Linked DNA regions of Homo sapiens: region 1 is linked to region 2. Evidence: read pairs that join two places in POLR2A ChIA-PET (ENCODE). Cell type or tissue: PC-9. All regions are shown on one strand. Links, peaks and the distances in the headings refer to the core of each region. The heading gives the core; the rest is flanking DNA. Region 1 overlaps ZNF655 (zinc finger protein 655). Region 2 holds the start of LOC124900245 (small nucleolar RNA SNORA40).

Evidence for each region. ChIA-PET counts read pairs that join two places held together with the same protein. Peaks named below come from ENCODE experiments on the same cell type or tissue, not always from the same donor. Only the 100,000 strongest peaks of a DNase experiment are listed, where the experiment ranks them.
Region 1: POLR2A ChIA-PET joins it to region 2 with 10 read pairs; 2 of 35 experiments call an interaction of 5 or more read pairs at or near these places.

Annotation. Positions count from the first base shown.
Region 1 is chr7:99,574,883-99,591,176 of GRCh38, forward strand. ZNF655 (zinc finger protein 655) reads left to right here. Exons shown (of 3, transcript NM_138494.3): 3 at 1-1,571. Among named protein-coding and RNA genes, the nearest start is that of TMEM225B, 15 kb to the right of the region's middle. In PC-9, for the core only: no CTCF peak of the experiment used is centred there; no DNase peak of the experiment used is centred there; H3K27me3 peaks cover 2,588 bases.
Region 2 is chr7:99,946,850-99,963,143 of GRCh38, forward strand. LOC124900245 (small nucleolar RNA SNORA40) reads left to right here and starts at 5,184; the gene lies at 5,184-5,309. In PC-9, for the core only: no CTCF peak of the experiment used is centred there; DNase peaks (open chromatin) are centred at 7,022 and 8,572; H3K27ac peaks cover 1,398 bases; H3K27me3 peaks cover 1,215 bases.

The DNA of each region.
Region 1 (16,294 bases), core at 2,574-10,573, 370 kb before region 2:
AGTATTCCATACCTACTTGATGTTGCTGGTCTGGTGTCTTATTTCCTAAAGTGAAGCATCTTTTTTTAAAAAAGAATTTGATTGACAATATATCCAGTCCAATATAAGTATGAAGGATTCTCTCTCCTGAGATTGTAGCAGGCAGCCAAACATTTTCAAATGATGCCCAAGGTTTTAGCTGTCTTGTGTGCATCCACAGTCTGCGAAGAAGACATGATAAGGACATCAGGGAGCCAACAAGACTCCTAATAGCCTCACTACATTCATCCAGTGCCTATTCTGCATGCCTAAGCTTAGAGTTCTTTTATATACCTCTACGGCCAGCAAAATGCTCAGGTCTGCTCTTGGTAGGGTAAACATAAAGAAGATACACAGGCCGGGCATGGTGGCTCACACCTGTAATCCCAGCACTTTGGGAGGCTGAGGCGGATGGATCACGAGGTCAGGCAGTCGAGACCATCCTGGCCAACATGGTGAAACCCCGTCTCTACTAAAAATACAAAAGTTAGCCGGGTGTGGTGGCACGCGCCTGTAATCCCAGCTACTCAGGAGGCTGAGGCAGGAGAACTGCTTGAACCTGGGAGGCGGAGGTTGCAGTGAGCCGAGATTGCACCACTGCACTCCAGCCTGGGCGACAGAGCAGGACTCTCTCTCAAAAAAACACAAAAAAACAAAAACAAAAAACCATACACACACACACACACACACAAATCAGCATCATAAGGGAATGTAGCCTTCCAACAGAGATGATGCTGTTCGTATGTTAATCTCAGAGACAGTATTTCAAGAGAGTGGCAGGTCTGTTCCTGGTAAAATTTTAACCATTAGGATTGCAGATAAATGTTTGAATTCTGCTCCTCTCTCATCAATCCAGGACAGTATTTGAAGTGTGAGGGCTTTGTGTATAGTTGTTTATCCATTACCACATTTTTGTATTTTAATAGTCTACAGGCTATATAAAAGAACATGGCTTTTTGACTGATAAAAGTGATTACAGATGTTGGCTCAAGTTCAGGGCCACCATCATATACCTAACAAGAGTTCATGATTCTTTAGGTAATGTCAAAACATTTTGTATTTTTCCATCTTAAGCTTTATAACATTTTGTGAGTAAGACAAATGTTATTTAAAATTCTTGTTGTCAGTCCAGCAATTGAGGCTTTCATAGTTCAGTGTTATAATATTCAGTAGGGACCCTCAACAAATATATAAAAATATGTTGCTCACTCTATAATCCTCCTATGGCTAACCTCTAGGATAGTTCTGCCACTATATTTTACTTCTTTGCCATCAGCAAGAGTAGGATTTCATCAAGGCAAGGTAGGAATCTAAATGAAATTGATATATAAATGAATTGATCTAAATGTAAAAGCAAATGAAAAATGCATGTGTTTTTTCCTGTCAAACATGTATACCCTTATGTATAGAGACCAGTAGTCACGTATGGTGACTGAAACAGGATTATGTAATCCCTAAAAAGCAGAATATGTAAAAATCACATGTATGCGTTTGGTTTAGGAATGTGCTTTTGTACTTCCACTTGAATAAAGGTGTGTTTGGTATTCTGAGAATTTGTTTCAAACAAAATCTGAAGGTCTCAGACAGAAGCGTTTGGGAATGTTGGAATCACATCTCTGGCTGCAACTCCTTTCCTCCCTGGAACTTGCTTCACAGCAAGAATGGATCACTTTCCTTTGCATTGATAACAAAGCTTGCTTTTCCACAGACCTCTGGAACAAAAGCTGAATGTTTGGGACTTAAAGGGGATTTGATTGGGAAGTTGTTGGTATATAAAATAAGACTAAATAGTTCGAGGTTTCAGTAGAACTAGGAATAACTTTTTGTTTGTTTGTTTGTTTTTTGAGACAGTCTCGTTCTGTCACCCAGGCTGGAGTGCAGTAGCGTGATCTCGGCTCACTGCAACCTCCGCCTCCTGGGTTCAAACGATTGTCTTGTGTCAGCCTCCCAAGTAGCTGGGATTACAGGCACCTGCCACCTTGCCTGGCTGATTTTTGTATTTTTAGTAGAGACCGGGTTTCACTGTGTTGGCCAGGCTGGTCTCAAACTCCTGACCTCAGGTAATCTGCCTGCCTCAGCCTCCCAAAGTGCTGGGATTACAGGCGTGAGCCGCTGTGCCCAGCCATATTTTTTAAATAAGTAAAACACTTTAAAAAAGGCGGACTCAAAATAGTCCTTTAGGGCAATCCTTTAAGCAGATATTTAATTGGCCTGATACATGAGTTTGTGTTCTGAGTCATTTTGGTCTTGAAAGGGGAGAGAAGAGAAATACGATAGTAGAGGGCACTTTTATCTTCTGTCTTTCCACCTACCTACACACACGTATGTTTGTACATATCTAAACTTTATTCTCAATTCTGCAAAGCAGCTAGCTTCATTTTACAAAGGAATATTTTAGTAAACATACCCCAGGCCAGGTGCAGTGGCTCACGCCTGTAATCTCAACACTTTGGGAGGCTGAGGCGGGCAGATCACTTGAGGTCAGGAGTTGGAGACCAGCCTGGCCAATGTGGCGAAACCCAGTCTCTACTTAAAATAGAAAAATTAGCCAGGCATGGTGTTGCGTGCCTATAATTCCAGCTACCTGGGAGGCTGAGGCGCAACAATAGCTTGAGCCTGGGAGGCAGAGGTTGCAATGAGCCGAGATTGTGCCACTGCACTCCGGAGTGAGACTCTGTCTCAAGAAAACACAAAAAAACAAAAAACAACAATATACCCCAAAGTGATGTTGGTATTACACAGATCTCAAAACCCAGAGAAGTTTGATAGCTCTTCATTCCCTAGTACATCGCTGATGACTCACTGTCATTAGTTTGCAACTGATCTCAAGTGCTCCGAGAGCTCTCTGGGATACTAGGAGAGAATATCCTGAGATTTTTTTAGGGAGCTAGTCAAACCCCTGCTCTGAAACAGGGTTGGACAGTTTTGACAATGGCAGGTCACAGGTCAAAGCTCTCAAATTTCATATGTCCTGTCAAGATACCGCTGCTGCCATCACTAGATTTGCATTTCCATTACACCGTGACCAAATTTACTCTTAATATTTTTCTGATAACCAGAACTTGCTGGTGGGCATGTATCCTTGCTAAGAGTCACTATCACCTCTGGTTATAGCAGTGGAGCAAAGTGGTAATGGGAAAATTCCTAGGTTTTTGGCCTGAGCAAAAGGGTGGATAGAAGTAGATGACAGGTGGGGAACACGGGGAGAGGGGCACGGAGAGTTTTAGCAAAAGAGCTAGCATGTCAAGGCCTGCATGTGAGAGTATGGCACTTTCCAGGTAATAAGTGAGGTATGGAGAAATGCCTCACTGTAGGATGTAGTATGTGGGCAACTGAGGAGGTTGAAGAACCAAGTTCAAAGGAGGCCCCTAGGGATTAGAGAACCAAGCACTATAGGATTCCCACATCTAAAAATGTTGCCTTCATTCATCCATTCATTCAGTAAACATTTAGCAGTGTAGGACTGGCATTGTTTCAGGAGGGATGCCCTGGATTTGGAGATCTTAACATGTAACTAGAGAAAACATTGGCATCCTGGGCTGTGGTGGGAACTAGCACCCGAAAGGTAACTCTGCTGGAGTCAGCAAACTGACATCTGTCCTTTTTCTAACATTTGTATCATATGAAACCACTTTTTTCTTCTTTTTTTTCAAACAGAATCTTGCTCTCTCGCCCAGGGTGGAGTGCAGTGATGTGATCTTGGCTCAGTGCAACCTCTGCCTCCCAGGTTTAAGTATTTCCTGCCTCAGCCTCCTGAGTAGCTGGGACTACAGGCACCTGCCATCACACCTGGCTAATTTTTGTATTTTTTGTAGGGACGGAGTTTCACCATGTTGGCCAGGCTTGTCTCAAACTTCTGACCTCAGGTAATCCACCCGCGTCAGCCTCCCAAAGTGCTGGGATTACAGGTGTGAGGGAATCACATTTTATATTCCCTTCAAAATACAAGTGTGTGAAGGAACCGGTGTTTTAATCCAAGAGTGTAAGAACGATTTCAAACAAATGGCACCCTTTACAAATAAAGAAACTACATACATTTAAAGCTTTATTTTGTGGACACTTCCTATTTACTCTCTGTTTTTAGAAAACTGTTAGCTATGGCTGGGTGTGGTGGCCCACGCCTGTAATCCCAGCACTTTGGGAGGCTGAAGCGGGTGGATCACAAGGTCAGGAGTTCAAGACCAGCCTGGCCAACATGGTGAAACCCCGTCTCTACTAAAAATACAAAATTAGCCAGGCGTGGTGGTGCTGTAATCCCAGCTACTCTGGAGGCTGAAGGAGGAGAATCGCTTAGAACCTGGGAAGCAGAGGTTGCAGTGAGTCGAGATTGCGCCACTGCACTCCAGCCTGGGCGACAGAGTGAGACTCTTGCCTTTAAAAAAACAACAACAACAAAAAACAAAAACGGTTAGCCTCTTGTATGTGTGTTTCATTTATGTTTATACATTTACAACCTGGGCATAATGAAAGCATTTGTTTTGTCTTTTCCCCATTTGCTCATATTACAATGACACAGTCTTCCTCCATTGTCCTTTGTGGGTGCAGTTAGATGCCCTCGCTCTGGTATGAGCAGGCCAGGGTTCAAATGCTGCCTTTGTTACATACCAAGTGCAGCTCTGGCATTTAGGATGGTAAAAAACAAAACCACCACCTGCACAGGACCGTTGTGAGGATTAATGAGATAGTGTCAGTTTAAGTGCTCCATAACTGGTAGTTGCTGTTTCTGAGTTTATCAGGAAACCCCTTATCACGAACAATTTGTCTCCTTAATCTTTTTTCTTCCTTTTCTGCTTCAATACATCTCATGCCTCTGGCAAACCCATACTCCTGGCCGGCTAGGTGGTTGGCTCTTGGCCCCTTCTCTAAGGCTTTTCTTGCCCGTTCCCCCTGCCTATTTATAGGTGGTGCAAAAGTAATTGCGGTTTTGCCATTTAAAAAATTGCAAAACAGCAATTACTTTTGCACCAACCTAATACACGCTCCAGGCCAAGCTGGGAGATGTTGGGGTGCACACAGGGAGAGGAGGACAGGCTGGCCTGTGGGTGAAGAGCGCGGGCCCCGCAGGGTCAACCCGGCCAGTGGTCACGAAAGGAGGTGGAGTGGGGGGAGGCGACATAGGGCAGGAAGAGGGGAGGACAAACGGGGTTCACATGGGGACCGTGGCGATGACACGGAAGGGACAGCCAGTTAGAGTCTAGGCCCACTTAGGCGATGAAGGGCAGGTGAAGAAATCCCGTTCCATCTTCCTGCAGTCCTCCCTTGGGGAGTCCACATCCTATCCTTCTCTGGACCGGGGCGGCTCCTGGAGGGACCGCGATCGAAATGAGGCCTCCGAGCCGCCCAGAGACTCCGAAGTGCGCGCAGCGGACCACGCGGTTTCCATGCGCCCCCTAGGGTGGGTGGGCTAGCTGTGCGCCCCAGTGCGGAGAACGGAGGAGGGGTCGGCCCCGTAGCGGCTGGAAACGCAGTTGGCGGCGGGGCCCAGCTTGCGGGGCTTCTGATCGCAGGGGCGGGGCCCGCCGCCGGTTTCTAAGGGCCTGGCAGAGTTCCTGCAGTCACGGTCAGGGGTCTTTGCTTTCGTCCATCCCCTCCTGGAGAAAGAACGCAGCTTCTAACGCCTTCTCGGTTGGGCACCCTTCTTGGGAAAGCTCCGCCTACCATTGCCCTTGTACCTGCCCTCTCTCTCCCTTTCCTGAAGTGACTGCCCGTCTCTAGCATCGTGTTGTGAATGTGTCGAGATTTTGGCGCTGCAGCAGCATCGGAGATTGGATCCAGCCCACGGAGAGGTCCCCAGACTCCATTTGTCCGCCCCAGGGCAGGGGCCTCGGAAGAGCAAGGGGGAGGAGCTAATCTAGCCGGCTGATCTTTGTGGCTTAGACAAAATTTAGAGTTTATTTGTCCCTCTGACCATGCTCTCAGATCAGATGGACAAGATTAGCCTTACACTTAGAAGCGTTGTGGTGCAAGACTAGTGACTTTTTTTTTCCCTTCCTTCCTTCCTTCCTTCTTTCCTTCTGTCCTCCCTCCCTCCCTCCTTCCCTCTCTTCCTTCCCTTTCTCCACCCCCCACCTTTTTTTTTTGAGACAGGGTCTCACTCTGTTGCTCAGGCTGGAGTGCAATGGCATGATCATAACTCACTGCAGCCTCGACCTCATGGGCTCAGGTGATCCTCTCACCTCAGCCTCCCAAGTAGCTGGGACTACAGGCCCACACAACCACGCCCGGCTTTATTTATTTATTTATTTATTTATTTATTTATTTATTTATTTATTTATTTTTAGAGACAGGGTCTCACTATGTTGCCTGGGCTGGTCTTGAACTCCTGATATTAAGCTATCCTCTCCCCTTGGCCTACCAAGATGCTAGGATTACAGGTGTGAGCCACTGTGTCTGGCCATGACATTTTGTTTTTTTCTTCTTTGTAACCTCAAGCTGTAGCCCATGTCAGTAAAGCCTGTTTCCTCTCTCGCTGTGTGGAACAAATCTGCAGCAGTGCTGTCTAGCTCTATTGTGAGGATCTGTTATACCAGCACCTGTTAACTTGCTTGGCATTTGGAGAAGCTAGGTAAATGTGTGAATGAATAAATGCACGAACCCAGCCAAGTATGTCCCATGAGCCAAGTACAAGAAGAGTGGACTCTTGTCCTACTCACACTCTCCTTCATCGTTAGGAAAGTGGCATTTTTCTACCCAAGGCATAAACTCTGAGAGTGGATACAATGGACAGGTCAGCCACCTGTTAAGAGAAATGGAAGTTAAAAGATTTATAACATTTTGATTTCAGTCTGCTGTCCCACCATTATCAGGTGTATGGCCATTTAAAGAAAATGAAGTTGGGGCCAGTCACGGTGGCTCACGGCTGTGATCCCAGCACTTTGGGAGGTTGAGGCATGCAGATCACTTGAGGTCAGGAGTTTGAGACCAGCCTGGCCAATATGGTGAAACCCTGTCTCTACTAAAAATGAAAAACAAATTAGCCGGGTCTGATGGTGTGTGCATGTGGTCCCAGCTACTCGGAGAGGCTGAGGTGGGACAGTTGCTTGAACCTGGGAGGTGGAGGTTGCAGTGAGCTGAAATTGTGCCACAGCATTCCAGCCTGGGCGACACAGTTAGACTCCATTTCCCGCCCCTCTGCCCCACAAAAAAAAAGTACACCGATATGATAGGGGAGTGTACTCCCTCTGCGATATTGCGAATAATATTGTCGTCTCCCTTTCTGGATATTAGGAGCAATATCAGAAGGAGGATACCCTGCAATATTGGAAGTAATATCATCCTCTACCACCCTGGATGTGTGTACACCTTTTGCAAAACTGGGAGTAATATTGTCTCCCCCCCCAATATTAAAAACAATATCACAGGGTGGGTGTACACTCCCTGCGATATTGGGGTTAACATCATCCTCTCTTTCCCTGATATTAACCACAATGTCAAAGTAGGGGTGTACACCCCCTGCGCTATTGGGAGTAATGTCATCCTTTCTCCCCCTGGATATTAGGAAATGTCTCAAGTGGGGTTTATACCCCCTGCAATATTGGGAATAATATCATCCTCTTCCCCCTGGATATTAGAAACAATATCACGGGGGGCGAGGTGTACATTCTCTGCGATATTGGGCATAGTATCATCTTCTCCCATCCTTAATATTAGGAACAGTATCACGGGGGGGTGTACACCCCCTGCGATATTGGAAGTAATATCATCCTCTCCTACCCTGGACATTAGTTATAATATCACAGTGCAGGTGTACACCCCCTGTGATATTGGGAGTAATATCATCCCCTTTTTTCCTGGATATTAAGAACAATATCACAGTGGGGGCGTACAACCCCTGTGATAATGGAAGTAATATTGTCCTCTCTTCTCCTGGATATTAGGAACAAAATCACATGGGGGTTGTACACCCTCTCCGATATTGGGAGTAACATCATCCTCTCCTACCATAATTATTAGGGACAATATCACAGGGGTGGTGTACACCTTCTGCGATATTGGGAGTAATATCATCCTTTCCCCATCTGGATATTTGGAACAATATCATGGGGGAGGGTGTATACCCCTTGTGATATTGAGAGTAATATAATCCTCTCCCCACCTAAATATTAGAAACAATATCATGGGGTGGGGTGTACACCTCCTGCAATATTGCGAGTAATATCATCCTCTTTCCCCCCTGCATATAAGGAACAATATCACGGGGTGGGGGGTACACCCCCTGCGATTTTGACAGTATTATCATCGCCTCCCCCCTTGGATATTAAAAACAATATCACAAGGGAAATATAACCTCCCTGTGATATTGGGAGTAATATCATCCTCTCCCTTTCTGGGTATTAGAAATAATATCAGAGAGTGGGTGGTCACCCCCTCCGATATTGGGAGTAATATCCTCTCCCCTTCTGGATATTAAAAGCAATATCATAGTGAGGGTGTACACCCTCTGCGATATTGGGAATAATGTCATTCTCTCCACCTGTGGATATGACAAACAATATCACAGTGGGAGTGTACACCCTTTGGGATATTGGGAATAATAACATCCTCTCCTACCCAGGATATTAGGAATAACATCGAAGGGGGATGTACATGCCCTGCGATATTGGGAGTAATATCATCTTTTCCCTCCCTGGATATTAGAAACAATATCACAGGGGAGGTGTACACCTTCTGCGATATTGGAAGAAATATCATCCTCTCCCAACCTGGATATTAGGAACTGTATCACAGGGGAGGTATACACCCCCTGCGATATTGGGAGTAATATTTTCCTCTCCTCCCTGGATATTAGGAACAATATCACGGGGGTGTACACCCCCTTCAATATTGAAAGTAATATCCTCTTTTCCCCTGGAGATCAGGAACAATATCAATGGAGGGTGTACACCCCCTTCAATATTGGGGTAATATCATCCTCTCCTTCCCTTGATATTAAAAACAGTACCACAGGGATGTGTACAACCCCTGCGATTTTGAAAGTAATATCATCCTGTCCTCTTCTGGATATTAGGAAGACTATCACAGGGGTGTGTGTACACCCTCTGCGATATTGGGAGCAATATCATCCTCTCCCCCCTGGATATTATAAACAATATCACAGGGGTGGTGTACACCCCTGCAATATTGGCAGTATATCATCATTTCCCCCGCTCCCAGATATTAGGAACAATATCACGGTGGGGGGGTGTACACGCTCTGTGATATTGGGAGTAATATCATCCTCTCTCTCTCTGGATATTAGGAACAATATCACAGGGAGGGTGTACACCCCCTCGATATTGAGTAATATTTTCTCCCCCACTGGAAATTAGGAACAATGTTACAGAGGGGGTGTACACCAACTGCGATATTGGTGGTAATATCCTCTACTTCCTGGATATTAGGAACAATCTCACTGGGGGTTGTACACCCCCTGCGATATTGGGAGTAATATCATCCTCTCCCCCTCTGGATACTAGGAACAATATCACATGGGGGGTGTACACTTCTCACACTATTGGGAGCAATATCATTTCCTCCCCCCCTACATATTAGAAACAATATCACAGGGGTGTTGTACACCTTCTGCGACATTGGGAGTAATAGCATCATCTTTCCCAGTGGATATTAAGAACAATATCACAGGCAAGGTGTACATTCCTTGAGATATTGGGAGTAATATCCTCTCCTAACCTGAGTATTAGGAACAATATCACAGTGGGGGTGTACAACTTCTACGATATTGGGAGTAGTGTTATCCTCTCCACCCTTGTATATTAGGAAGAATATCACACTGGGGGTGTACACCCCCTGCGATATTGAGAATAATGTTATACTCTTCACTCCTGGGTATTAGGAAGGAAGAACACCTACAAAGGGGGTGGACACCCCCTGCGATATTGGGAGTAATGTCATCCTCTCCTTCTCTGGATATTATGAACAAAATCACAGAGTGTGTGTACACTTTCTTTGATATTGGGATTAATATCATTCTCTCTTCCACTGGATATTAGAGGTAATATCACATGGGGAATGTACACCCTGTGATATTGACAGTAATATAATTGTCTCCCCACCTGCAAATTATTAACAATATCACAAGTGGGGTGTACACCTTCTGTGATATGGGAAGTAATATCATCCTCTCTTTCCTGGATATTACGAACAATATCACAGGGGGGTGAACACTCCCTGCGGTATTGGGAATAATATCATCCTCTTTCCCACTGGATGCTAAGAACAGTATCACAGGGAGGTGTACAACCCCTGAGATATTAAGAGTAATATCATCCTCTTTTCTCCTGGATATTGAAAAAAATATCACACTGGGGTGTACAACCTTGCTATATTGAGATTAATATTGTCATCTCCCGCCCTGGATATTAGGAACAATATCACAAGGAGGGTTCACACCCCCTGCGATATTGGGAGTGATATCATCCTCTTCCCTACTGGATAGTAGGAACAATATCACGGGGGAGTGTACCGTCTTTTCGATATTGGAAGTCATATCATTCTCTTTCCCTCTGGACATTAGGAACAATATCACAGGGAAGGTATACTCCACCTGTGATATTGACAGTAATATTATTGTCTTCCCCATTGGATATTAGGAACAGTACCACAAGGGGTGTGTACACCTCCTGCGATATTGGGAATAATACAATTTTCTTCTCCTTTGATATTAGAAGCAATATCACAGGGGGTGTGTACACGCTTTGCCATATTGGGAGTAATATCATCCTATCCCCACTAAATATTAGGAACAATATCACAAAGGGGGTATACACTCCCTGCGATATTGGGAGTAATATAATCCTCTTCCCCCTGGATATTAGGAAAAATACCACAGGGTGTGTGTACTCCCCCAGTAATATCAACCTCTCCCCCACTGGATAATAGGAACAATATTACAGAGGGGGGGTACACCCCCTGAGATATTGAAAGTAATATTATCCTCTCTTCCCTTGGATATTAGGAACAATATCACAGAAGGGGTTTACACCTCCTTTGATATTGGGATTAATATTCTCTCTTCCACTGGATATTAGGAAAAATATCACACGGGTGGTGTACACCTGCTATGATATTGACAGTAATATAATCATCTCCCCTTTTGGATATATTAATATAAAAAGGGGAATGTACACCCCCTGCGATATAGTGATATCATCCTCTCCCCTGTGGATATTAGAAACAATATCGCAGGGGGATGTACACACCCTGTGATATTGGAAATAATATCTTCCTATTCTTTTCTGGATATTAGGAAAAATATCACCGGGGGGTATACACCCCCTGCCCTATTTGGAGTAATATTGTCATCACCCACTTTGGATATTAGGAAGACTATTACAAGGAGGGTATACATCCCCTGCGATATTGAAAATAATATCATCCTCTCTCCCTCTGGATATTAGAAACAATATCACAGGGGTGGTGTACAACCCCTGCGACATTGGAAGTAACATCATCCACTTTCCCCATGGATATTAGGAACTATATTACAGGGTGGGTGTACACCTTCTCTGATATTGGGAGTAATATCATCCTCTCCCCCCCTTGATATTAGGAACAATATCTCACGGGGGTGTACACCCCCTATGCTATTGGGCGTAATATTGTCTCCCCTTCTGGATATTAAAAACAATGTCACAGCAGGGTGTACACCCCCTGCGATATTGACAGTAATATCTTCTACCCCCTTGGATATTAGGAACAATATCAAACCGGGGGTGTACACCCCCTGCGATATTGGGGGTACTATCATCCTCTTCCCACCTGGATATTATGATCAATATCACAGGGAGGACGTACACCCCCTGTGATATTTGGAGTAATATTATTCTCTCTCCAGCTGTATGTTAGAAACAATATCACAGAGGAGGTTTACACCCCCTTCGATATTGGGTGTAATATCATCCTCTCCCCACCCTGGATATTAGAAACAATATCACAGGGGGTTGTACACCGACTGTGATATTGGGAGTAATATCATCCTCTCCCCTCCCGGATATTAGGAACTATATTACAGGGTTGTGTACACCCCCTGCGACATTGAAAGTAGTATCATCCTCTCCACTTCTGGATATTAAGAACAACATCACAGGGGGGTGTACACTCCCTGTGGTATTGGGATTAATATCATCCTCTTCCTCCGTGGATATTAGAAACAATATCACAAAGGGTTATTCCCCCAACCTGCGATATTGGTAGTAATATCTTCTCCCCTCATGAATATTAGGAATAATATCACAGGGGGTGTGTACATCCCTTATGATATTCGGAGTAATATTATTATCTCCCCCTGCATATATTAGGAACAATATCACAAAGGGGGTGTAAACCCCTTGCAATATTGAGGATAATGTCATACTCCCTCTCTTGGATATTAGGAGCAGTATCACACGGGGGGTGTACACCCCCTGCGATATTGGGAGTAATATCATCCTCTCCCCCCCTACATATAAGGAACAATATCACAGGGAGGATGTACACCCCCTTCGATATTGGGATTAATATCATCCTCTGTTCCACTGGATATTAGGAACAATATCACACGAGGGGTGTACACCCCCTGAGATATTGACATTATATCGTCTCCCCCTGAATATTGTTAACAATATCACAAGGGGGATGTACACCTCTTGCTTTACAGGGAGTAATATCCTCCTCTCCACCCACGATATTAGGAGCAATATCATGGGGGGGGGTGTTGTACATTTCCTGCGGTATTAGGAGTAATATTCTCTCCTCCCCTGGATATGAAGAACAATATCACAGGGGGGTGTACACCCCCTGCCATATTTGGAGTAATATCATCTTCTCTGTTCCTGGATATTAGGAACAATATCACAGCATGGGGAGTATACCCCATGCGATATTGGGAGTAATATTGTCGTCTCCTCTCCATTACATTAGGAGCAATATCACAAGGAGGGAATACACCCCCTGCAATAATGGGAGTAATAATATCCTCCACCCCCCCTGGATATTAGGAACAATATCACAGGGGGGATGTACATCCCCTGCGATATTGGGAGTAATATCATCTTCTGCCCCTCTCGATATTAGAAACAAAATCATGGGGAGGGGGTGTACACCACCTATGATATTGGGAATAATATTATCCTCTCCCCCTGGATGTTAGGAACAATATCACAGAGGGGTGTACATCCCCTGCAATATTAAGAGTAATATCATCCTCTCTTCCACTGGATATTAGTAACAATATGACAGTGGGGTGCAATATTGAGAGTAATATCATCCTCTCTCCCACTGGCTATTAGGAACAATATCGCAGGCGGGGTGTACAGTCCCTGCAATATTGGCAGTAATGTCATACTCTTTCCCCTAATATCAGCCTCTATTTCACTGGATATTAGGAACAATATCACAGGGCGGTGTACAACCCCTGTGATATTGGAAGCAATATCATCATCTCCCCGTCTGGATATTAGGAAGAATATCACAGTGGGGGTGTATACCTCCTGCAATATTGGGAGTAATATCATCCTCTGCCCCCCTAGATACTAGGAAAAATATCACAGCGGGGGTGTACATCCCCCTGTGATATTTGGAGTAATATCATCCTCTCCAAATTTGAATATAAGGAACAATATCACAGTGGGGTGTACACACTGTGAGTTGTTGGAAGTAATGTCATTCTCTCCTCCTGTGGATATTAGGAACAATATCACATGGGGGTTGTATACTCCCTGCGATATTGTGAGTAATATCATCCTGTCCCCTCTTGATATTAAAAACAATATCACAGGGGGGTTGTACACATCCTGTGATATTGGGAGTAATATCTTCTCCCTCCCTGGATATTAGGAAGAATATTACCTCCCCTTTTGGATATTATGAATACTATCAGAGAGAGTGTACAGCACCTGCAATGTGAGGAGTAATATCACATCCTTCCTTGGATATTATGAATAATATAGCAGGGGATGCACACCCCCTGCGATGTGAAAAGTAATATCACCTCCCCCCTTGGATATTATGAATAATATCACAGAGGGTGAACAGCTTCTGCTATGTGAGGAGTAATATCACCTCCTTTGGATATTACGAATAATATCACATAGGTTGTACACCCCCTGCGATGTAAGGAGTAATGTCACCTTCCCCTTTTGATATTATAAATACTATCACAGAGGGTGTACACCCCCTGTGATGTAAGGAGTGATATCACCTCTCCCTTGGACATTACTCCTAATGTCACAGAAGGTGTACAGAGCCTGCATTGTGAGCAGTAATATGACTTCCGCCCTTTGATATTACAAATATTATTGCAGAGGGTGTACAATCCCTGCATAGTGAGGAGTAATATCACCTCCCCTTTTGGATATTACTAATATTATAACAGAGTGTGTACAGCCCCTGCGATGTGAGCAGCAATATCACCTCCCCCCTTGTATATTATGAATATTATCACAGAGGGTGTAGAGCCCCTTTGATGTGAGGAGTAATCCCCAGTCGGATATTAAGTATATGATCACAGAGGCTGTACAGCCCCTGTGATGTGAGGAGTAATATTACCTTTCCCCTTGGATATTACGAATATAATCACAGAGGGTGTACACACAGACTGTTTAAATATTGCAAGTAATATCTCTCCCCTTGGATATTACGAATATAATCACAGAGGGTGTACAGCCCCTGTGATATGAGGAGTAATATCACCTCCTCCCTTGGATATTACAAATATTATCACAGGGGATGTATACACAGGGTGTTTACAATATTACAAGTAATGTCATCTCTCCCCTTGGATATTACGAATAATATCACAGAGGGTGTACACACAGGATGTTTACAATATTAGGAGTAATATCTCTCCCCTTAAATATTACTAATAGTATCACAGAGGGTTTACACTTCCAGTGATATTAGGAGTAATATCATCTCCTCCATGGGAGATTATGAATAATATTTGGAGAGTGTACACCCACTGTGATATTACAGGTAATATCATCTCCTCTTTTGGATATTATGAATAATATCACAGAAGGTGTACACCCACTGCTATATTACAGGTAATATCTCCTCCCTTTAATATTATGAATAATATCACAAAGGGTGTACACCCACTGTTACATTAGGAGTAATATCTCCTCCCTTGGATATTACAAATAATATCAGAGAGCTGTACATCTACTGAGATTTTAGAGGTAATATCATCTCCTCCCTCCGATATTACAAATAATATTACAGAGGATGTTCACCCATTGTGATATTGGTAGTAATATCATCTTTTTTCTTTTATATTATGAATAATATCACAGAGGGTGTACACCCACTGCATTATTAAAGGTAATATTATCTCCTCCTTTGGATATTATGAATAATATCACAGAGGGTGTACCCCCACTGCGATATTAAGAGTAATATCTCTCTTAGATATTACAAATAATTGAATAATATCACAGAGTGTACATCCACTGTGATATTAATAGAACTAGTTCCCTAGGATATTACAAATAATATCACAAGGTGTACACCCACCGTGATATTAGAAGTAATATCTCTTTTAGATATTATGAATAATATCACAAGGTGTACACCCACTGTGATATTATGAGTAACATCTCCTTTAGATTTTATGAATAATATCACAGGGTGTACACCCACTGTGATATGAGGTGTAATATCTCCCTTACATATTACGAATAATATCACAGGGTGTACATCCACTGTGATATTAGGAGAAATATCTCCCTTAGGTATTATGAGTAATATCACAGCCTGTACACCCACTGTGATATTAAAGGTAATATCTCCTTTAGATATTATGAATAATATAACAGGATGTACACCCACTGTGATATTAGGAGTAATATCTTCCTTAGATTTCACAAATAATATTACAGGGTTTACACACAGTGTACACCCACTGTGATATTACGAGTAAGGTCTCCCTTAGATATTACGAATAATATCACTGGGTTTACACACAGGATATACAGCCACTGTGATATTAGAGGTAATATATTCCTTAGATATTACAAAGAATAACTGTGATATTATGAGTAATAGCTCCGTTAGATATTACAAATAATATCACAGGTTGTACACAAAGGGAGTACATCTACTGTGATATTAGGAGTAATATCTCCCTTAGATATTACAAGTAATATCACTGGGTTTACACACAGGGTATATACCCCCTGAGATATTAGGTGTACTGTCTTCTTTAGATCTTATAAATAATATCACAGGATGTACACTCACTTTGATATATGGAGTAATATCTTTTTTAGATATTACAAATATATCTTTCTTAGGTATTATG
Region 2 (16,294 bases), core at 4,988-12,987:
AGATCATGTCCTTTGCAGGGACATGGATGAAGCTGGAAAACCATTATCCCCAGCAAACTAACGCAGGAATAGAAAACCAAACACTGCATGTTCTCACTTATAACTGGGAGCTGAACAATGAGAACACATGGACACAGGGAGGGGAACAACACACACTGGGTCCTGTCAGGGGAGGATGTAGGTTAGGGGAGAGCATTAGGAAAAAGAGCTAATGCATGCAGGGTTTAACACCTAGGTGATGGGTTGATACGTGCAGCAAACCACCATGGCACACGTTTACCTATGTAACAAACCTGTACATCCTACACTTGTACCCAGGAACTTAAAAAATAAAATAAAGCCAAGCACAGTGGCTCCTGCCTGTAATCCCAGCACTTTGGGAGGCCAAGGCAGGTGGCTTACCTGAGGTCAGGAGTTCAAGACCAGCCTGACCAACATGGAAAAACCTTGTCTGTACTAAAAACACAAAATTAGCCAGGTATGGTGGCACATGCCTGTAATCCCAGCTACTTGGGAGGCTGAAGCAGGAGAATCGCTTGAACCCGGGAGGCAGAGGTTGCAGTGAGCTGAGATCGTGCCATTGCACTCCAGCCTGAGCAACAAGAGCGAAACTCCATCTCAAAAAAAAATAAAATTAAAATTAAATAAAAAAGAAAGAAATCTTCATGGTAACCTTGAAAAACATCGTAGACTCTGCCAAGGAGAGAGAGGGCCAATGCACTGAGGACTGTGGTTGGAAGGTAGAAACATGCTGTTTTCACAAGCTCATGGGGCAGCCCCAAGCAGGTGTGAAAAGGAGGATTAGCAGGAAGAAAATATCAAAGCCCTGAAGGAGAGATCAAAGGTAAAAGTAGAAATGCACAGACATTTCCCCATTTCCCAACCCCACAACACATCTGCTTCCTCCTTCCCCATCATTCTCTCATCTTCTCTCCAGGCCTCAGCTCACACAGGAAGTGATAGCAGAGTCACTTCTTATCCAGGCACCCCTGACCTCTCACCTCCACACCCAACTCATCTGAGGATGATCCCTCTTAGAAGGTATCAGACTTAGGGCTGGACATGGTGGCTCATGCTTGTAATTCCAGTGCTTTGAGAAGCCAAGGCAGGAGGATGCTTGAGGCCAGGAGTTCCAGACCGGACTGGGCAAAAGAGCAAGATTCCCACCTCTACAAAAATTTAAAAATTAGCTGGGCATGGTGGTGTGCACCTGCAGTCCCTGCTGCTTAGGAGGCTGAGGCAGGAAGATCGCTTGAGCCCAGGAGTGAGACTGCAGTGAGCTATGATGGCACCACTGCACTCCAGCCTGAGTGACAGAGCGAGACCCTAACTCAAAAAAAAAAAAAAGAAACTAAGAAAGAATCAGGATGGTGGCTCTGCTAGTCACTACCTGCTTGACAATGAGCAAGTAACTTAATTCTAGGCTGCATTGCATCAATGAGTTGTGAGAATTCAGTGTAGCAAAACCAGCCTATATGAGTTTCCTGAGGGCAGGGAAGATGTGCCTCTTGATCTTCCCTGAAACCCCTTTGCCAAAGACAATGTTCAGCATTTAGAACTTGCTTGGTAAATAGAGCCCATAGTTTGCAGTCCATGCTAGCTACTCACAAATTGTTGTTTTCCTTGCCACAGACTGTGAGAACTACACGGAACCCTAAGGAGCTACTAATCCAGCTGACACACGTGGAAACTGACTCAGACTAAGTGATACATACAGGCCATATGGACTACCAGACACAGGGCAAGACTAGATGCTGGTTCCTCAGACCAGGTGAAGTGCTGATACCAAGGCATGCAATAAGGGGTAAAGGGTGGAATTAGAGAACAAAATGCTGAGAATCTGGCTCCAGGAAGAGAGATAAGAAGGTAGCCTGGACTGTCTCCTAAGCAGGAGTGATTAAAGCACGGGGAACTGGGAAAGAAGAAGTTATGAGTTACAGGGATGATGGGCACTAGGTATTTACAGTAGACGGGATTTATTAAGTACTGTGTACCAGGTGCATGTTATTTCTTTTATTTTACCTTAATTGTTTTAGAAACAGGGTCTCACTCTGTTGCCCAGGCTGGAATGTGATGATGCAGTACAGCTCACCGTGATCTCAAACTCCTGGACTCAAGCAATCCTCCCACCTCACCCTGAGTATCTGGGACTACAGGCATGCGCCACCACACCTGACTAATTTTTTTAAATTATTTTTTGTAGAGTCAGGGTCATTAATCATAATGCTCACTATATTGGGTAAAATCCTTATTAGGAGTTACTCTTTTAAAAAATCAGATGGAGGAGGTTGAAGCTCTAAGCCCAGGTTGCACTGATCTCAGAAAGTGGGATTCAAGGAGAGGAAAACAATGGAGAATTATTACAAATGGATGGTAGGGATGGGGACACCAGGAATTTGGGATGAGGATGCTAAAAGTAAGATAAATGATGGCCAGGCACAGTGGCTCACTCCTGTAATCCCAGCGCTTTAGGAGGCCAAGGTGGGCAGATCACCTGAGGTCAGAAGTTCGAGACCAGCCTGACCAACATGGAGAAACCCCAACTCTACTAAAAATACAAAATTAGCCGGGTGTGGTGGCGCATCCCTGAAATTGTGGCTGCTCGGGAAGCTGAGGCAGGAGAATGGCTTGAACCCAGGAGGCGAAGGTTGCAGTGAGCCAAGATAGCACCATTGCACTCCAGCCTGGGCAGCAAGAGTGAAACTCCATCTCAAAAAAAAAAAAAAAAGACTAGAAGTAAGAATTCTACAATCATTAGACTGGGCAGATGAACTCTTAAGACGGGAAGAAAAGTTGCAAAACGTTAGAGCTTTAAAATAATTTTACTTGGTTTTGGAATACTTATGAATGTCATGTCTGGTTCTCTTACTATTTACAATATATCCAAAGAAACTGTTTACTGACTTCAGCGGCTGCAAATCTGATTTTTCTCTTCCAGCCCACTCATAGGCTCCTTCTTGTGGCAAAACATGATATTACTCCTAAGACTCAAACACCAACCTAAGCACAAATATCTGGCAAGTGAAGACATTAAGAGTTTTGTTTTATTTGCAAACTGTGCATCTGACAAAGGTCTAATAGCTAGCATCTATAAGGAACTTAAACAAATTTATGAGAGAAAAACAAACAACCCCATGAAAAAGTGGGCAAAGGAGAGGAACAGACAGTTCCCAAAAGAAGACATACAGGCGGCCAACAGACATATGAAAAAACTCAACATCACTGGTCATTAGGGAAATGCAAATCAAAACCACAATGAGATACCATCTCATACCAGTCAGAATGGCTATTATTAAAAAGTCAAAAAATGACAGATGCTGGCAAGGTTGCAGAGAAAAGGGAACATTTTCACATTGTTGCTGGGAATGTAAATTAGTTCAATCATTGTGGGAAGCAATATGGCGATTCCTCAAAGAGCTAAAAGCAGAACTACCATTCGACCCAGCAATCCCATTACTGAGTATATACCCAGAGGAACATAAAGCATTCTACCATAAAGACACATGGGCCAGGCGTGGTAGCTCATGCCTGTAATCCCAGCACTTTGGGATGCCAAGGCAGGCAGATCACCTGAGGTCAGGAGTTCAAGACCAGCCTGGCCAACATGATGAAACCCTGGGCTCTACTAAAAATACAAAAGTTAGCTGGGCACAGTGGCTCACACCTGTAATCCCAGCTACTCAGGAGGCCCAGGCAGGAGAATCATTTAAACCCAGGTGGCAGAGGTTGTAGTGAGCCAAGATTGCACCACTGTACTCCAGCCCGGGTGACAGAGCTAGACTCCGTCTCCAAAAAAAAAAAAAACAAAGACACATCCACATGAGTGTTCATTGCAGCACTATTTACAATACTGAAGTGCCGAGACCAGCTCGGTTGGGGAGACCCTAACCCAGCGGCGCTAGAGGAGTTAAAGATGCACACACAGAAATATAGAGGTGTGAAGTGGGAAATCAGGGGTCTCACAGCCTTCAGAACTGAGAGCCCCAAACAGAGATTTACCCACATATTTAGTAACAGCAAACCAGTTATTATCATTGTTTCTGTAGATATTAAATTAACTAAAAGTATCCATTATGAGAAACAAAGGGATGGGCCAAATTAAAGGAATAGGTTGGGCTAGTTAACTGCAGCAGGAACACGTCCTTAAGACACAGATCGCTCATGCTATTGTTTGCAGCTTGAGAATGCGTTTAAGCGGTTTTCCGCCCTGGGCAGGCCAAGTGTTCCTTGCCCTCATTCCTTCATTCCTGTAAACCCACAACCTTCCAGCTTGGGCGTTAGGGCCATTATGAACATGTTACAGTGCTGCAGAGATTTTGTTTATGACCAGTCTTGGGGCCAGATTATGGCCAGATTTTGGGGGGCTTGCTCCCAACAGTGAAGACATGGAACCAACTTAAATGCCCATCAGTGACAGATTGGCTAAAGAAACTGTGGTACATATACACCATGAAATATTATGCAGCCATAAAAAAGAACAAGATCATGTCTTTTGAGGGAATATGGATGAAGCTGGAGTCTATAATCCTTAGCAAACTAATGCAGCAACAGAACACCAAATACCACACGTTCTCACTTATAAGTGGGAGCTAAATGATGAGAACTTATGAACACAAAGAAGGAAACAACAGACACTGGGGTCTGCTTGAGGGTGGGAGGAGGGAGAGGAGCAGAAAAGACAACTGTTGGGTACTGGGCTTAATACCTGGGTGATGAAATAATATATACAACAAACCACGATGACACATGTTTACCTATGTAACAAATCTTCACACGTACCCCCAAACCTAAAATAAAAGTTTTAAAAAAGAGTTTTGTTTTCAAAATCCTTTCTTCCTAGGAGGTTGCAAATTTTACTGAATAAGAATAACCAGGGATGGGGCCTGGCACGGTGGCTCATGCCTGTAATCCCAGCACTTTGGGAGGCTGAGGCAGGTGGATCACCTGAGGTCAGGAGTTCGTGACCAGCCTGACCAGCATGGAGAAACCCTGTCTCTACAAAAAATACAAAAGTTAGCAGGGCATGGTGGCACATGCCTGCAATCCCAGCTACTCAGGAGGCTGAGACAGGAGAATCACTTGAACCCAAGAGACGAAGGTTGCAGTGAGCCGAGATTGCATCATTGCACTCCAGCCTGGGTGACAGAGCGAGACTCTATCTAAAAAAAAAAAAAAAAAAAAGTAGTTCCTTGGAAGTTAAAGGTTAAGCTTAAGGACTGATTCAAAGGCAGGTGCAAAAAATAAACCCTCTTTTGTAACCCAGAACTCATTTTTCAGTATGAGTTTTGATACATATAAGAAGGAAAGCTAGGCATGGTGGCTCACACCTGTAAACCTAGCACTTTGGGAGGCCGAGGCGGGTGGATCACGAGGTCAGGAGATCGAGACCATCCTGGTTAACATGGTGAAACCCCGGCACTACTAAAAATACAAAAAATTAGCCGGGGGTCGTGGCGGGTGCCTGTAGTCCCAGCTACTCGGGAGGCTGAGGCAGGAGAATGGCGTGAACCCAGGAGGTGGAGCTTGCAATGAGCCGAGATTGCGCCACTGCACTCCAGCCTGGGTGACAGTGAGAGGCTCCGTCTCAAAAAAAAAAAAAAAAGAAGGAATATGATACCTGAGATAGTTTAAAATAATGGAGGTATTGATAACCATAAAGGTTGGTTCCAGGACTGTAGGGTTGATCATTTAAAAGCATAGGACATAAGGAAAATCTCAGCTATGTTGATTTAGTATTCCATTGGAGGTGGAGCTTGCAATGAGCCGAGATTGCGCCCCTGCACTCCAGCCTGGGTGACAGTGAGAGGCTCCGTCTCAAAAAAAAAAAAAAAAAGAAGGAATATGATACCTGAGATAGTTTAAAATAATGGAGGTATTGATAACCATAAAGGTTGGTTCCAGGACTGTAGGGTTGATCATTTAAAAGCATAGGACATAAGGAAAATCTCAGCTATGTTGATTTAGTATTCCATTGGAGGTGGAGCTTGCAATGAGCCGAGATTGCGCCACTGCACTCCAGCCTGGGTGACAGTGAGAGGCTCCGTCTCAAAAAAAAAAAAAAAAGAAGGAATATGATACCTGAGATAGTTTAAAATAATGGAGGTATTGATAACCATAAAGGTTGGTTCCAGGACTGTAGGGTTGATCATTTAAAAGCATAGGACATAAGGAAAATCTCAGCTATGTTGGTTTAGTATTCCATTGTCATGCTTACATGATATGTCAAGACAGCTTTTCTTAAAGGCTTTTACCTTGAGAACATGATTCCTAGAGTTGTAATGGCATATCCCACAGATTTGTACTATGCTTGAGTGTGATTCCTCAGGAACGAATATGATTTGAACTCATTCACGTTTAGAGAGGGTGTCAAGTTGAAAACCAGGCAGATTCACTTACCCTAAAAATGACTCTAAAGTAAAATGATTGAAGAAATTAGATTCCAAAGATTCTGGGTGGAAATTCTGAAGTATATTTACATTCATGTGGACATAAAAGAGGCCAAAATTCAAGAACTGTGGGCTGACAGGAGAGCTGTGGATTAAGCACCAGTTCTATTAAAAGGGAGGCTGGGCACAGTGGCTCACACTTTTAATCCCAGTGATTCAGGAGGCTGAGGTGGGAGGATGGCTTGAACCCAGGAGTTCGAGACCAGCCTGGGCAATATAGCAAGACCCCATTACAGGTATGAGCCACTGCACCTGGCCTCATCTTTTAATTAGCATAAAGCCCTTAGTTCCTACAGCTTTGCTCCACAAGAGTGAAGTCAACGCTGAGCCTCAGCAGGACATCTCTTCCCACTGTGGGCCCCGAAGCTTAGTGAAGCTAACTTGCTGGCCTCTGGAGAACCAAAATCTGTGTCTAGAAATGGTTCCAGCAACTTCTCCACACCCCATGATGAAATAGATTACTGGGCTTTTTCCTGATGTGATGCAAGATCAAATACACTTTGCATAATTCAGATTTTAGACTACACCAGCCAAAACCACAAGGACACTGTGCTACTGTCTTGAGTTGGTGACTCTCTTTTCATTCTACCTAATCACCCTGTGGCCCTGGGTGACAGCCAGCCTCTCTCCAGCCAAGAAGATCATGACTACAGTTGTGTAGTATTTGGTTCATAAAAGATCTGAACAGGAAATTCAGGCCATTGCAGGCTGGAGTGCAGTGGCGAAATCATAGCTCACTGCAGCCTCGAACTCCTGAGCTCAAGCAATCCTTCCTCCTTAGCCTACTCGGTAGCAAGGACTACAGGCATGCACCACTATGCCTGGCTCATTTTTTTTTTTTTTTTTTTTTTGGTTTTCGTAGAGACAGGGGTCTCAATATGTTGCCCAGCTGGTCTCGAACTCCTGGACTCAAGTGATCCTCCCACTTCAGCCTTCCAAAGCACTGGCATTACAGGTATGAACAACCATGCCTAGCCCCATATTAGTATTTTCCCTTTTTTTTTTTTTTGTACTTTTAGTAGAGTCAGGGTTTCACCATGTTAGCCAGGATGGTCTTGATCTCCTGACCTCGTAATCTGCCTGCCTTGGCCTCCCAAAGTGCTAGGATTACAGACGTGAGCCACCACACCTGGCCCCATATTAGTATTTTTCCTGTACAATATTGGATGAGCAATATGTAAAAATACTGATTTGAACAGGTTTATTCCATTTAGTCAGAGAAGATAAGCCAAAGCGCTCAGGAGGAAATTGCCCAGCCAGTGACATTTCACAGTAATGTCGAATACTTTGAGCAAATAAAGAATAGCACATGACAGGAGGAACATTTCAATTTTTTTAAAAAAAGCAAAGGGCAACATGAGCAGGCCAGGGCAAAGGAAGATTTGAATGTGAGCTCTGGCGTCATGACAGGAGAGATGGGTAGGGGTAGAAGAAGGGGAGGAAACCTCAGAAGATCCAAGTCTTGGCCAGATGTGGAGGGGGAGCAATGGGGCACAGAGCTACTCAGAATTCTGCAAACTCTATTTATTTATTTATTTATTTATTTATTTATTTATTTATTTATTTATTTTTGAGATGGAGTCTTGCTGTGTCACCCAGGCTGGAGTGCGGTGGTGCAATCTCGGCTCACTGCAACCTCCGCCTCCCAGGTTCAAGCAATTCTCCTGCCTCAGCCTCCTGAGTAGCTGAGATTACAGGCGCCCGCCACCACACCCGGCTGATTTTTGTGTGTTTAGTAGAAATTTTTGTGTGTTTTAGTGTGTTTTGTGTGTTTAGTGTGTTTAGTTCACCATGTTGGCCAGGCTGGTCTTGAACGCCTGACCTCAGGTGATCCACCCACCTCAGCCTCCCAAAGTGCTGGGATTACAGGCGTGAGCCACAGCGCCCGGCCTGAAAACTCTTTTACACAAACCCAAGCGTCTTCTGTGCCTCAGTTTCCCCACACTCCTTGGCTTCCTGGGAGACCCGGCCCTTCACTCCAGCCGCTCCGCATCTCCACACCATGTTGGTCTTGGCTCACACATCCAGAGCTTGTTTGAGAACCCTCAGCTCTCCAGGGCACAGCTCAAGGATACAGGAATTGGCCCTGGGGTTGTCAGATCCCCTCCAAGTCCCAGGGAGTGAGTTTCCTCAAATGAGTCACCAACCGCCATGCACAGGTTTCAACCGCAAAAGACACAGCAGAGCTCTCACCTTGACCTTCTCATGAAACCTCACCTGCCTGTGTCTGTGCTTTTCCTTCCCGTGGCACAGAACTTTCCTTACATCCTGTCCTCAGCCTCCCACTCTGGATTATTCCAAAGTCCATCCTCCAAGCTGGGCTCCTTAAGGAAATCATTCCCAGCCTTCAGAATTCTAAGTCAAACATCTCATCTTTTTGGAAAGCCTAAATTTGAAGTTATCCTTCCCCACCACCCGCTTTTTTTTTTTTTTCTTAATGCTTTGGGTTCAACTTGGAAATCAAAGCTGAGAAATTACTTCTTCAGACTAATGAAATCCGCATTTCCTCTTCTGGGGCAAAAAGTTCTATCTGAACATATAGAGCCCCAGGGAAGAAAGCTCAATCAAGAGGGAAAAATACAGCAACTGTATTTTTCAATTCAAAAAGGATGACACCCTCAACAAATAAAAGGATAAAGAATCAACAGCTTAGGTCAATAAGGAAACCAAAAGCTCGTGTGAGCAGGTCAGGGCTAAAGAACATTAAAAATGGGATCTGGCCTCATCTGTAACAGGAAAGAGGAGTGGGGTGGACAAGGGGGAGGAAACCTCAGAAAACTGAAGTCCTGGACAGGTGTCAGGGTTGGGGAGAGGGGCACAGAGCCACTGAGTCACCCAGAGAAAAACCCCCGTAGGGAATGATGTATCAGAGATGTGAAGACCTAAGAGCTTGCCAAGAGGCGGTCAAAAGAATGTTTCTGCCAGGGGAGGTCGGTCACTACTGTAATCCCAGCACTTTTGTAGGCTGAGGCTGGTGGATCACCTGAGGTCAGGAGTTTGAGACCAGCCTGGCCAACATGGTGAAACCCCATCTCTACTAAAAATACAAAAATTAGCTTGGCATGGTGGCAGACACCTGTAATCCCAGCTACTCACAAAGCTGAGGCAGGAGAATCACTTGAACCCAGAAGATGGAGGTTCCAGTAAGCCAAGATCACGCCACTGCACTCCAGCCTGGGTGAGAGAGCAAGACTCCATCTCAAAAAAAAAAAAAAAAGAGTGTTTCTAACCAGGTCAGCATGAAACAGCAAGTGGGTGTGGGGGACACAGGAGCCTGACAAGGGAGGTGACCTGGGGGTAGGGCTGGGCCATGAGCATAGACTAGGCATCAGGGATGATAAAGGAGTCCAGAGAACCCAATGTGGTTCCTTCGACAGTCACTGCTTGCTCCCCCAAAGGAGGACCACTGTTAGATTCTCCCACAGGTAGGACCAAATCCAAGTGCAAATTGAAGAGGCCCCAACCCAAAGAGTCTCATTGCCAAAAATGATCTCTTTTAATAATTTCTCAGTCACCTTAGAATAGCATGTCACTTTGTACACCCCATGTTATACTGTTCATAACATTTAACAGAAGAGAGGATGATATTACTCCCAATGTCACAGGAGGTGTACACTCCCCTATGATATTGTTCCTAATCTCCAGAGGGGAAGAGGATGATACTACTTCCAATATCCCAGGGGGGTGTACAGCCCCCCCTGTGATATTTTTCATAATATCCAAGGGGAAAGAGGGTGATATTACTCCAAATATCACGGGAGTGTACACCCCCCATGATATTTTTTGAAATATACATGAGGAGAAACAATGATATTACTCCCAATATTGCAGGGGGTGTACACGCCCTTGTGATACTGTTCATAATATTAAGGGAAAAAAAGAATATTATTCTCTCCCGCCTGAATATTACAAACAATATCACGGGGGGAGGTTCATCCCCTGCGATATTGGGAGTAATATCATCTTCTCCTCCCCTAAATAGTAAAAGCAATATCATAGGGGAATGTACACCCCCTGCAATACTGGGAGTAATATCATCCTCCCTTCCTGTGAATATTATGAGCAATATCACAGGGGGTGTGATATTGTTCATAAAATTGTTCGTAATACGCCCGCTGATATTGTTCGTAATATTAAGGGGCAGAGATGATAATATTACTCCCAATATCTCAGGGAACATACACTCCCCTGTGATATCATTTATAATTTTCAGGGGCAGAGAGAAAAATGATCTCCTTTAATAATTTCTCAGCCACCTTAAAATAGCATGTCACTTTGTACACCAGATGTTATATTGTTCATAATATTCAACAGAAGAGCGGATGATATTAGAAGAGGGGAGGTACAATCCCCTGTGATATTGCCCGTAGCATCCAGAATAGAGAGGATGACATTATTCCACATATCGCAGGGTGTGTACACCCCCTGTGATATTGTTTGTAATATCCAGGGAGGAAGAGGATGATATTGCTCCCAATATTGCAGGAGATGTATACCCCCCTGTGATATTGTCCCTAATATCCAGGGGCAAGAGGACGATATTACTCCCAATATCGCAGGGGGTGTATACTTCTCCTGTAATATTGTTCCTAATACCAAGTGGGGGAGAGGAGGATACTACTTTCAATATCGCAGGAGGTATACATTCCCCTGTGATATTGTTTTTAATATTTAGGGGAGGAAAAGATGATATTACTCCCAATATCACAGGGGATGGACCCCCCCGTGACATTGTTTGTAATATTCAGGGGGGAGATGATACTATTTTCGATATCGTAAGCACTGTGTGTGTACACTGTCTGTGACATTGTTCCTAATATCCACAGGGAAAAAAAGATGATTTTACTCCTTATATCATAGAAGGTGTACACCCCTCTGTGATATTGTTCGTAATATCCAGGTGGGGAGAGAATGATATTACTCCTTATATCGCAGGGTGTGTACAACCCCCTGTAATATTGTTTGTAATATCCAGAGGGGAAGAAATGATATTGCTCCCCATATGGCAGAGGATATAGACCCTCCTATAATATTATTCGTAATATCCAGGAGGGGAGAGGATGCTATTACTCCCCATTTCACCGGGGGTGTGCACCCTTCTGTGATATTGTTCATAATATCCAGGGAGAAAGAATATAATATTACTCCCCATATCGCAGGGGTTGTACACCCACCTGTGATATTGTTTCTAATATCCAAGGGGAAGAGAATGATATTACTCCCATAAACAGGGAGGTGTACACCCCCCTGTAATATTCTTCATAATATCCAGGAAGGGAGATGATATTACTCCCAATATGGTAAACACCCTGTGTGTACACCATCTGTGATATTGTTCGTAATATCCAGGAGGGGAGAGGGTGATATTACTCCCAATATCGCAGGGAGTGTACACTCCTCTGTGATATTCTAGGAGGGAGGATAATATTACTCCCGATATCGCAGGCAGTATACACCCTCCTGTGATATTGTTTGTAATATCCAGAAGGGGAGAGGATGATATTACTGCCCATATTGCAGGATGGTCACACCCACAAGTCATATTCTCCAAAATATCCAATGAGGGTCAGGATGATGTAACTTCCCATATGGCAGAGGGTGTACACTGCCCCGTGATAATGTTCATAATATTCAGTGGGGAGAGGATAATATTACTCCCCATATCGCAGGGTATGTACATCCCCCTGTGATATTGTTTGTAATATCCAGGGAATGAGAGGATAACATTACTCCTTATATGGCAGAGGGGGCACACCCCCCCGTGATATTGTTCATAATATCCCTGGAGGGAGAGGGTGACATTACTTCTTATATCGCTGATGGTGTAAACCCTCCTGTGATATTGTTGGTAATACCCAGGGGAAAGAGGATGATATTACTCCCCATATTGCAAGGAGTGTACACCTTCCTGTGATATTGTTCGTAACATCCAGGGGGGAAGAGGATGATGTTACTTCCCTGTGATATTGTTCATTATATTCAGAAAGGGAGAGAGTGATGTTACTCCCAATATCGCAGAGGGTGTACACCCTTCTGTAATATTGTTCATAATATCCAGGAGGGAAGAGGATAATATTACTCCCAATATCACAGGGGGTAAACACCCCGTTGTGATTTTGTTCGTAATCTCCTGGAAGGGAGATGATATTACTCCCAATATGGTAAACACCCTGTGTGTACACCGTCTGTGATATTGTTCGTAATATCCAGGAGGGGAGGGGATGATATTACTCCCAATATCGCAGGGGGTGTACATCCCCTGTAATATTGTTCCTAATATCCAAGGGGGAGAGGAGATTACTGCTCTTCATATCGTAGAGGGTGTACACCCGATTGTAATATTGTTCGTAATATCCAGGAGGGGAGAGAATGATATTACTCCCCATATCGCAGGGGGTATACATCCCACTTTCATATTGTTCATAGTATCCAGAGGGGGAGAAAATAATATTATTTCATATATCGCAAGGTGTGTACACCCCCCTGTAATATTGTTTGTAATATTTAGAAGGGGAGAGGATGACATTACTTCCCATATCACAGGGAGTGGACATCCCCCTGTGATATTGTTTGTAATACTTAGGGAGGGAGAGGAAGATATTACTCCCCATATCGCAGAAGATGTACACCCCCCTATTATATTGTTCCTAATATGCAGGGGGGAAGGCATGATATTACTCCCCATATCACAGGGGGTGTACATCCCCTTGTGCTATTGTTCATAATATCCAGTGGGGGAGAGGATGATATTACCTCTCCGTGATATTGTTTGTAATATCCAGAGGGGGAGAAAATAATATTATTTCCTATATCACAAGGTGTGTACACCCCCCTGTAATATTGTTTGTAATATTCAGAAGGGGAGAGGATGACATTATTTCCCACATCACGGGTGGTTCACATGCCCCTGTGATATTGTCCATAATATTTATGGAGGAAATGGAAGATATTACTCCCCATATCGCAGGGGGTGTACATTCCGCTGTGATATTTTTTGTAATATCCAGGGAGGGAGAGGATTATATTACTTCGAATATCACAGGGGGTGTACACCTCCATGTGATATTGCTTGCCATATCCGGGGGGGAGAGGATGACATCAAGTTTAATATTTTAAACACCCTGTGTGTACACTCCCTGGTAATATTGTTAGTAATATCTAGGGAAAGAGAGGACAATATTAAACCCAATATTGCAGGGGGGTACACAACCCTGTGATGTTGTTCATAATATCGAGGGAGGAAGAGTATGATACTACTTCCAATATCGCAGGCAGTGTACACCACACTGCGATATTGTTCCTAATATCGAGAAGGGCAAAGGATGATATTACTCCCAATATCGAAGGTGGTGTACTCTCCCCCTTGATATTGTTTCTAATATCCAGGGGGGAGAGGATGATATTACTCCCAATATAGCAGGGGGTGTACACTTCCTTTGTGATGTTTTTTCTAATATCCAACGGGGCAGAGGATAATATTACTCCCAATGTCGCAGGGGTGTCCACCCCCCACTGTAATATCTTTCCTAATATCCAGGGGAAATGAGGATGATATTGCTCCAATATCGCAGAAGGTGTATTCCTCCCTGTAATATTTGTTCTTATGTCCAGGTGGAAGAGAAAATGACATTACTCCCAATATTGCAGGTTGTGTGCAACCTCCGTGATGCTGTTCCTAATATTCAAAGCGGGAGAGAATGACATTACTGCCAATATCACAGGGGGTGTACAACCCCCACTGTGATATTGTTCCTAATATTCAGAATGGGAGAGGATGATATTACTCCCAATATTGCAGGGGGGGTAACACCCCCTGTGATATTGTATTTAATATCCAGGTAGGGAGAGGATGATATTACTCCCAATATAGCAGAACGTGTACACCCCATCCCTGTGATATTACTCCTAATATCCATTTGAGGAGAGTATGATATTTCTCTCAATATAGCAGGGGGTGTACACTCCCCCTGTGATATTGTTCCTAATATCCGGGGGGGGAGAGGATGATATTACCTTAATATCGCAGGGGTTTTACACCCCCCTTTAATATTGTTTTTAATATCCAGCGGCAGAGAGGATGATATTACTCCCAATGTCGAAGGGGGATACACCCCTTCTGTGATATTGTTCCTAATATCCAGGGGCAGAGAGGATATTACTGCCAATATCGCAAGGAATATACAACCCTCTGTGATTTTGTTCCTAATATTCAGAGGGAAGAGGATGATATTTCTCCCAATGTCGCAGGGAGTGTATCCCCACTCCGTAATATTGTTTCTAATATTCGGGGGCGAGAGGATGATGTTACTCCCAATATCTCAAAAAGTGTACACCTCCCTGTGATAATATTACTCTTAATATCGCAGGGGGTATACACCCCCACTGTGATATTGTTCCTAAAATCCAGGCGGGGAGAGGATATTATCCCAATGTCTCAGGGGGTGTACACTTCTCTGGTAATATTGTTCCTAATATCGGGGGGGTAGAGGATAATATTACTCCCAATATCGAAGGGGGTGTACACCCTTAATGTAATATTTTTCCTAATATCGAGGGCAAAAGAGGATTATATTATTCCCAATATCGGAGGAAGTGTACAACCCCCATCATGTTGTTTCTAATATCCAAGTGGGGAGAGGATGATATTACTCCCAATATCGCGGGAGGTGTACACCCTTTCTGTGATATTTTATGTAATATCCAAAGAAGGAAAGGTTGCTTTACCCCCAATATCGCAGGGGGTGTACATACCCCCTGTGACATTGTTTTTAATATCCAGGTGGAGAGAGGATATTACTACCAATATCGTAGGGCGTGTACACACCTTCTGTGACATTGTTCCTAATATCCAGGGGGTGAGAGGATGATGTGACTGTCAATACCGCAGAAAGTGTACAGCCTCCCCCCAATGCCGTGATATTGTTCCAAGTAGGGAGAGGATGATATTACACCCAATATCGAAGAGGGTGTACACCTTCTCTGTGATATTGTTCCTAATATCCAGGTGGGGAGAGGATAATAGTACTCCCAATATTGCAGAGGGTGTACACCCCCCTTGTGATATTGGTCCTAATATCCAAGAAGAAAGAGCATGATATTATGGTCAATATCGCAGGGGGTATACACCCTCCCTGTGACATTGTTCCTAATATTTAGGTAAAGAGAAGATGATATTACTTTCAATATCGCAGGGGGGGTACATACCCCCTGTGACATTGTTCTTAATATCCAAGTGGAGAGAGGATGATATTACTCCCAATATTGCAGGGGGTGTACACCCTGCCTGTGATATTGTTTTTAATATCCAGAAGGAGAGAGGATGATATTACTCTCAATATCGCAGGAGGTGTACAACCTCCTGTGATATTGTTTCTAATATCCAGGAAAAAAGAGGATGATATTACTTTCAATATGGAAAGAGGTGTACACCCCCACATGATATTGTTCCTAATATCCTGGTGGGGAAAGGTTGATATTACTCCCAATATTGCAGGAGGTGTACACACCTCCTGTGTTAATTTTCCTAATATCCAGGGGATAGACAATGACATTACTCCCAATAACTCAGGGGGTGTACACCCCCTTTGTGATGTTGTTCCTAATATTTAGGGGTGAGAGGTTGATACTACTACCAATATCGCAGGGGGTGTACACCACCACCCCGTGATATTCTTTCCAATATCCCGGGGGAAAGAGAATGATATTACCCCCAATATTGAAGGGGGTGTACACCCCCCCAGAGATATTATTTTTAATATTCAGGAAGGAATAAGATGATATTACTGGCAATATCGCAGGGGGTGTACCCTCCGCCTGCAATATTCTTCCTAACATCCAGGTGGGGAAAG